Linked DNA regions of Mus musculus: all the other regions are linked to region 2. The links are chromatin loops, found by intact Hi-C in ENCODE. Cell type or tissue: heart. All regions are shown on one strand.

Evidence for each region. Peaks named below come from ENCODE experiments on the same cell type or tissue, not always from the same donor. Only the 100,000 strongest peaks of a DNase experiment are listed, where the experiment ranks them.
Region 1: a loop joins it to region 2, with 4 times the contacts of the local background. A loop is called at or near these places in 6 of 42 quality-filtered maps.
Region 3: it touches region 2 in a loop (2.5-fold over the local background); 9 of 42 quality-filtered maps call a loop at or near these places.

Annotation. Positions count from the first base shown.
Region 1 is chr12:105,683,831-105,686,330 of GRCm38, forward strand. It overlaps Atg2b (autophagy related 2B), which reads right to left and starts at 1,411. Exons shown (of 42, transcript NM_029654.4): 1 at 839-1,411. The coding sequence starts at 1,000. It overlaps Gskip (GSK3B interacting protein), which reads left to right and starts at 1,522. Exons shown (of 3, transcript NM_178613.3): 1 at 1,522-1,628. The coding sequence starts at 1,615. In heart, no CTCF peak of the experiment used is centred here; DNase peaks (open chromatin) are centred at 911 and 1,461; H3K4me3 peaks cover 2,500 bases; H3K27ac peaks cover 2,263 bases.
Region 2 is chr12:106,008,872-106,011,371 of GRCm38, forward strand. Vrk1 (vaccinia related kinase 1) reads left to right here and starts at 1,392. Exons shown (of 14, transcript NM_001029843.2): 1 at 1,392-1,487. In heart, no CTCF peak of the experiment used is centred here; a DNase peak (open chromatin) is centred at 1,340; H3K4me3 peaks cover 1,636 bases; H3K27ac peaks cover 1,277 bases.
Region 3 is chr12:106,054,647-106,057,146 of GRCm38, forward strand. It overlaps Vrk1 (vaccinia related kinase 1), which reads left to right. Exons shown (of 14, transcript NM_001029843.2): 6 at 1,156-1,264; 7 at 1,375-1,467. Among named protein-coding and RNA genes, the nearest start is that of Gm32723, 39 kb to the right of the region's middle. In heart, a CTCF peak has its summit at 1,340 (motif pointing left); a DNase peak (open chromatin) is centred at 1,375.

The DNA of each region.
Region 1 (2,500 bases), 330 kb before region 2:
CTCTTAATACAAGTTGTCAAGGAATTTCCATAATTTAAGCTTTTCGAAAAAAGAGTAGACTCGACAAACCCAAGGCCTTAAGTAAAATAGTAGGCATTTTAGCCCACTGATGCAAATACAACTGCTTCTGGCGAACTGAATATACTCAAAGTTCAGGTGAAGTCAACTCACAGCCTCTAGGAGGAAACAGGTTCTTTAAAAAAAGGCTGACGCTGCGGCTTCGGCTCCCGAGCTTTTGCAACATTTGCGTTTACGACCTGTCGATCTATCACGTGAAGCAAAAGGGCAAATCTAAACAGCACTACTGGGGCCATTCACAACCTCACGCAAGCAGAGCAGGCAAACTGGCAAGAGGGGCCTTCGCCTAACTTTCTTTCAGTGAATGAAGACAACCAACCCAGCAAACGCAAATATACCAGCATCCAGACCAAAATAAATAACTGGGGATTTCTGTCACCTCCTCTTCATCTTTAATTTTTCTTAACGTCATCCACAGAAATAGGGTTTGTTTGCCTAGGAACACCGCAGACACTCGCAGCCCAAGAGGCAAGGGTGGCCACGTACTTTCCTGGGCCTGCCTCACAAGCGCCCCCCCCCCCCCCCAACCAATGACTCGATTGTTTCGCCCCGTGTGTGCCTCCATTACACCGTTTAAGCCGGAGCACGTGATCTAGGAGCGCAAACTTGCTACACTTTACACACTTCCCTGAGCCGGGCCACACTTGAATCTAAACAATTCCCAAAGGAGAACCGAACGTGCCCGATGCTGGATGACAGTCGCTCAGGTCTCGCCCTGGGGAGAGCCAGTTCCTACCCCTGCTGGCTGACAGCAGCTTACCCATTTGTCCAAGGGGACCTGGGCAAGGGACCCGGTGCCCTGGTACAGATCCAGGCTCAGCTGCTCCAGGCTCAGCTTCTCCTGCAGGAAGTGGCCCAGGTACCTCTGTAGGAGGTAGCGACAGGCCCTCTTCTTGATGGATTCTGAAAATGGCCAAGGCATGGTGAGGGCTGGCGGCTCGAGGGAGCCGGGGCTGCACGCGGCGGCGACTCGGGGGATCCGACCTGGGCTCCAGGCAGCGGCAGCGCCTCAGGGTCGGCCCGGCGGCGTCCCCAAGCCGCGGTGGGGATCTAGGTTCGCGGTGGCCGCTGCATGTCGGTTCGGCGCCGCCGTCCCTCAGGGCAACCCCATGGCCCGCGTCGCGACGCTCGCACTAGGCCCGGCGGGGACTGGGCGCTGAGCAGAACCGGGCGCCCCAAGCCGGGAGCTTCCGAAGCGCTCCGTCGGTAGGGAGACAGAGGGACAGACAGAGAGGGCTGGCGGCTGAGGCGAGACAAGACTCCGACGCGGCGCGACTAATTTGTTGTCATCTACTGGGCGCGCTCCCGCCTGAGACACGCTCCTGGCGCGTTCGCGAGACCCAGACTCCCGGCACGTACTCGAGCAACGGGCACAAGCGGAAGTGACGCCATATTGCGGGGCTGGAAAGGCAGGAAAAAAAGAGTCCGGGCCGGAGCATTTCCGGTGGTGAATGGGCGGGGCAACTGCGGGGGCGGGGGTGGTGCCGGCGCCGCGATCCTGGCCCCAGCAGTCTCCGGACGAGGAAGGATAAGAACATGGGCGCTCGCAGGTGAGTGGGCGGGCTGGCTGCGGCCCGTGGAGCCTCACCTTGCAGTCGCGGCCGGGTGGTGGGCGCCGGCGGACGCCCGGACTAGGGCTGACGGAGGTCTGGGGGCGGGTCCGGCCTGGGCTGTCCTGCGGGAAGTGATGCGGGGATGCAGGGCGAGGACTGGAGACCCGGCGTTTCTGTCCGGGTTCTGACCGATGCCTATTGTCATCAGGTTGCCCCCCCCCCCACCCCCTTGCCGGCTTTGTTTGCAAAGCATCTAGTAGTTTGCCGTTTGCAGAGCGCCACGCCGACGACCAGGAAACTTGGGATCGGGGCGATTGCGGGCAGTACGGTTTCCTCTGTTAAATCCTGGCGCTTCCCGACCCGCTGAGGGGCTGCTGCCTCCTGGAAGACTTTGTGCTCTCCGCAGGCTCTGCGCAGCCCGATTTTTATCTTTTAGGGAGACAGTCTGTGAAGAGGCGCAGCTGGCTCCTTAGGAGGGCAGCCCCTAAAGGCCCGGAAGTCTGCTGTCCTGGGTTAGATTCCTGACACTTGACACTGGGCCACCTTGAACCTATGCTACCCTCTCTGAGCCTACATTGCCACCTCAGCCAGGTGTGAGCAGATTAATATCATAAACTCGAAAATTGAGGCAAATGAAATGACGTGTGCCGGGAAGGAACCTAAACCGAGTCCTGGATTGAGGAGACCGAATTAAGGAATTCTGGCCCGTGAATGGGGCATCCTCAAAATGGGTTCTTTTGGTTTAGTTGGATTGGGTTTTGAGACAGTCTCTCACTGGGTAGGTAGTTGAGGTTGACTTTGAACTTATGTGGCCCAGACTGCCCTAGAAATTAGGGTCTCCCAAATGCTGAAATGTCAGGCTTGCACCA
Region 2 (2,500 bases):
TCTCTGCTGACAAATAGTCATCGAGAGCTCACCTTGTGCCTGCGTTTCCATCGGCGTGTGTACAGAAAGCAGATGCCGTGAGAGGATTTGTTGAGGAGGGTTTATGTTCCAGGAGGCTGTTTAGAGAGGTGTGGGGTCTGAGCCACACAGGATGAAACAGTAACCTGTGACTCGGGGGCAGCCAGTGTGTTACTAGCTCTAGTCCTAACAACACAATCATCATGGCATGTTCTCATTGCAGACTTGTGGAAAGCCCAGCTGAAGTGACCCTTAGCTAAGGGACTTAGCTGTTCGTGTATGTGTGTGTGATCGTCGTTAGGTGACTTTCCTTTTTTTCTTCCATTCTCAGGCTCCATCATGGATCAAACTCAGCAGAAGTCTGGGAGCAGTGGGCATGCAGTACAGCTGTTTTGTGGATCTGCTCTATGGGGCAGACGGCAAAATAGGAAAGAAATTGGAGCAGGTGTGGGTACCTGGGACGGTGAATTCAAGATATGAAGATCAATGCTGAACTGCACACTGGGCAACAACTCAGATTTCGTAGGGACTAAAGCTCATACAGTGTTTTAAGATCCACCTTAAGAAACAACACAGGCAAGCCGAGTGTGGTGGCGCACGCCTTTAATCCCTGAACTTTGGAGGCAGAGGCAGGCGCATTTCTGAGTTCAAGGCTAGTCTGGTCTACAAAGTGAGTTCCAGAACAGCCAGGGCTACACAGAGAAACCCTGTCTCGAAACTGCCCCCCCTCCAAAAAAAAAAAAAAAAAAGAAAGAAAAGAAACAACACAGGCTAGGAGTGTTGGCTCACATTTTTAACTCAGCTGTTGTTAGTAAACCAAAAATTAAAAAAAAAAAATCAAATTGGTAAAACAATAGCAATAACAAGAACAGCACCGAACCCAAGGCCTTTTCTAGGGCTTCAGAAGCTGCAGATCCAAAGTGCAGCTTGAAGCTCATTCTTCCAACCTCTAGGAAGGAGATGGTGAAACAAAGAAAACTGATGTTTGACAAAAGTAGCTCAAATACTGCGGTGGGTTAAGTAAACACCGAGACGCGCTTCGGATATTTGAAATGAGTCTCTTTGTCTAACCGTTTAATAAATCAAGCAACAGTGAGTACTGGTTATATTTATTTCGGTTCTTAAGGCTTTGAGAGCCACAGTAACATGTAAAACAGCAAGCGGGCTGCAAACCACACTTCCCAGAAGCCCTTGTGCTCAGAGGAACACGCCCCCATCTCGCCTCTTGGAGGTTCAAAGACTACAATTCCCAGCATGGAGCAAGCGTAAGGACCACAATTCCCGGCATGTCCGGAGAGGTGACAGGGAAGCGCGGTCTTCCTCTTTCCCCGCCTCCCCCGCCGTTCGCAGCCAACGGGAAGGCTCTGTACTACGGGGTGTGGAGGGGACGGCGCCGTGGGTAGGTCGCGAGTCTAGGGAAGCGGCGGGAAGTTCGTACTACGCTGTGGACCGCGAGTTGGCCGCTCTGGGTAGGGAGCCGTGGGGTGGTGGCGGGACTATAGGTCCGGTGTTGCTTCAGGGCGGCGCCGCGGCTGGGTCCGGCCTGCCCGGGAATCCTCGCTTCTCTGCCCGATCGCGGAGCTGCCGGAAGCCCGGTTCTAGAAGGCCGCCCGAAGCCTAGCCGGGACCAGGGTGGCGGGGACGGGGACGGGGACGGGGACCTGGACCGGCCGAGCCTGCCACTTCCTTAGCACTGGTGAGGTGAGGCCTCGGGGCACAGCCGCGGCCGGCAGCTTCTCGTTTCCTTCCAAGCTTGCTCCTCAGGTCTCCACCGCCGGTGACCGGGCTCCCGGTGCAGTGTCTTCAGAGGCAGCAAACAGGTCTGCAGCCCAGCGCCAAAGTTTGTTTCCGACCGTTTCCAGGCTAGGTCGCCTTAGATGTAGAACTGCGCCAGAGTCCTTGAGAGATGGGGACACACGCCAGTCCTGGTCGGGTTACCCGTTTATTCTTTTGTCGTTGACGTTAACCATTCTTTACGTCTGCGTGTGTTCTTCCTTTCCGTCCCTCATCGCTTTTGGAGCAATTTGGAAACGCGATTTTGCCTTTGGGAAGGTGGTGGTTAAACTTAGCGGGTCGTTGAAGAGCTTCGTTGCTTTCCTTTTTTAAAAAAAGAAACAAAAAAACAAAACGAAACTAGAATTGACCATCTATTGAGTCTGGAATTCAAAACAGTGAAAAAAGATGTAGATCAGCATTTTATCATCATTATTATTTTGGATTTTCAAGACAGCTTGCTTGCTTGCTTCCTTCCTTCCTTCCTCCTTCCTTCCTTTTCTCTTTCTTTCTTTCTTTTTTTTTTTTTTTTCTGTGTAGCCTTGGCTGTTCTGGAACTTGCTCTGTAGACCAGGCTGGCCTTGAACTCAACAAGAGATCCTCCTGCCTCTGCCTACTGAGTGCTGGGACTAGACTTGCGCCACCCCCACCCCGGCTTAAGAGTTCAGGGGAAAGGCATGTCACTTTTTTTGTGACATGTCGATTATAC
Region 3 (2,500 bases), 46 kb after region 2:
TGTTGGCAAAGGTTATTTGTTATTCAGAGTATTGTACTGATTACACAGGTTAACAAAAGTGTGCACCCTACTCTTCTCTCAGCTTTGCCCAACTTGCCATACTCAGGATATTGGGAGGACACATGGCTGCACAGGTCAGGGTAGCAGGAATCTTAACACACATGAATATATTTTGCTTCTACTTGATAGTGTGACTGTGACATAGACTTTATGTGCTAAGACATTAAAAGATACATAGACAGACTCTCTAATGAACAGGGCCCTAGGCTTTCCATTACCACACTGTCTTTTCATTTAGCTGGCTGCTCCTTCCTTGGAAGCTCCTGTAGTTTACCATCATGAGCCTGACTGCTGTGTCATGAGCATTCCATGGCAGGGTTTGTCCTGTGTCTATGTCAGCGATTTACATAGACGGATTAGGATTTGGACAGCTGTTGAAGGTGACGGTGATGCTCAGAGGAGCTGGGCAGTGTCCTCGCAGGACTCCAGCGCATCTCTGCCCTCCTAGAGTTTGAGACCCTGGGAAGGATGAGACCTGCCTCCTCTATCCATTTCTCCAAAAATTACGGCCCCAGGAAGTAATGTCACCTGGTCCAGCTGACATGGGAGGGGGCTGGCAAAACAAACAAACAAAAATCTTCATTTTTGTAGGGTATTCCTTTTGCAGATCTGACCATTGAATGTTTTACACGTAATTGCTTAATACCATTTGGTCAGTTTTACTGAATGTAGTTTGTAAGCCATCTCTTGACAGCCTAGATTTAACAGAATATTGTTGAAATGTACCTTAAAAATGGAGGTGCAGTCAGGAGAAAGAAGCAATTGTCTAAAAACAGCAGTTAGCTGTGAGAAGCCAGGTGGCTGTGTTCCATTGTAGATGAGTGTTGGATTCTGGCTGGGCACTGTCGTAATTCGAATGCTGTCTCCTATAAACGAGCTCAGTCCAGGGCAGGATGACGAAACGTTCTGAATTCTCGAGATTTCTATGTAGTTGAGAGAGATTCTTCATGGTATGGGTTTGCGCCCCTTTCCTCCTCGTTTATAATCTATAGTACTGCCTTAGTTAGCATTAACTTGACCTAACTGAAGGGGAATAGTCATTGCAAGGACATGTTCCCAGTTATTCCCTCACTGACATTCCTTGTTTGTCTTCAGTTACAGGTTTATGATAATGGACCGCTTTGGGAGTGACCTTCAGAAAATATATGAAGCAAATGCCAAAAGGTTTTCTCGGAAAACTGTATTGCAGCTAAGCTTAAGAATTGTATGTGAGCTATGCTCCTTGTGAATACAGTAAGGGCTGGTTTCCGCTGAAGCTCAGCCCTCTGCTGGCCATGTTAGGTACTGCACTAACTCACTGTGTGTTCTCTGTAGCTGGATATCCTGGAGTACATCCATGAGCATGAGTACGTGCACGGGGACATCAAGGCCTCCAACCTGCTCCTGAGTCACAAGAACCCTGACCAGGTCCTTAGAACTGCAGCTTTTACTGTTGTAACTTGTGCTGCTTGGGAGCAAGTGGGGCACTCTGGGCTGAACCCCACAAGCTCCGAAGTAGATAAGCTAACAATGCCCTTTCTCCAGACACTTGTATCCAGTTGCCATTCTGTATTTTTGTTGCAGTTTGCTGGCACTTTATCAAGTTGGCTGTTTTGCTCTACATAATATTTGGAAGTGCTTGCTACAACATGCATTTCAAATAGCTGTTTGGGGTGAAGCTTAAACTATAAAGTACACCAGCGAGTTAGATCTGCTGGTCCACTTTGTCACCTTCATTACTTCTTGTGTTCAAAAACTCCATCTGACATAAGTGTCTGTTATTTGGAGAACTTGGTCTTTAATGTGGGGTCAGTTCAGTTGTCAGTGACAATAAAGGCTGCTTAGTGTCGCCTCTTGATCTTGTGTAAGAAGGAGGTTTTGAGTGCTTGGCTCAGGGAAGTGATCTGTCAACATTCTCTGCTTTTTGGCTTTGCATACGGTTTCCTTCTTTTGATTCCTTCCTTTTCTGCACAGGGTGTTTGCTTTTGCTCTATAGGCTCTGGTGAGCCTCAGGAATCAGTGTAGGGCACCGGGAGCAAGCTGCTGTGCTAGGACGCTCTGTGAGGTGGGCATCCTCAACCATCTCATTCAAGCTGTTTCCCTGAGCACAGCCAAGAGCCTGAGCGAGCGGTAAAGCTCCCTTTACTTTAGCTGGAGTAGGAAGGGCTTGCAGAGCACTATTAGAAACCAACTGCTGTTGGTTTACACGTGACTGATGGGAGCAGCTTCTGTCCACACGGCAGCCGTGTGCGGCTCTCCTGCCTTTCTGACCTGCTCTGTGGATGGGGTTACTCTCTCAGGCTGTGTCCATCTTTGTGTTCACATGCACATGCGTTCATGCGTTGTGACAGAACCAGGTGCATGCGTGGCCGTCAGACGGAAGCCACTTGTCCCAGTGTTGTATGCTAGTCACAACAACCAGCTATGCCCATAGCATTACTCTGTTTTTTTGTTTGTTTGT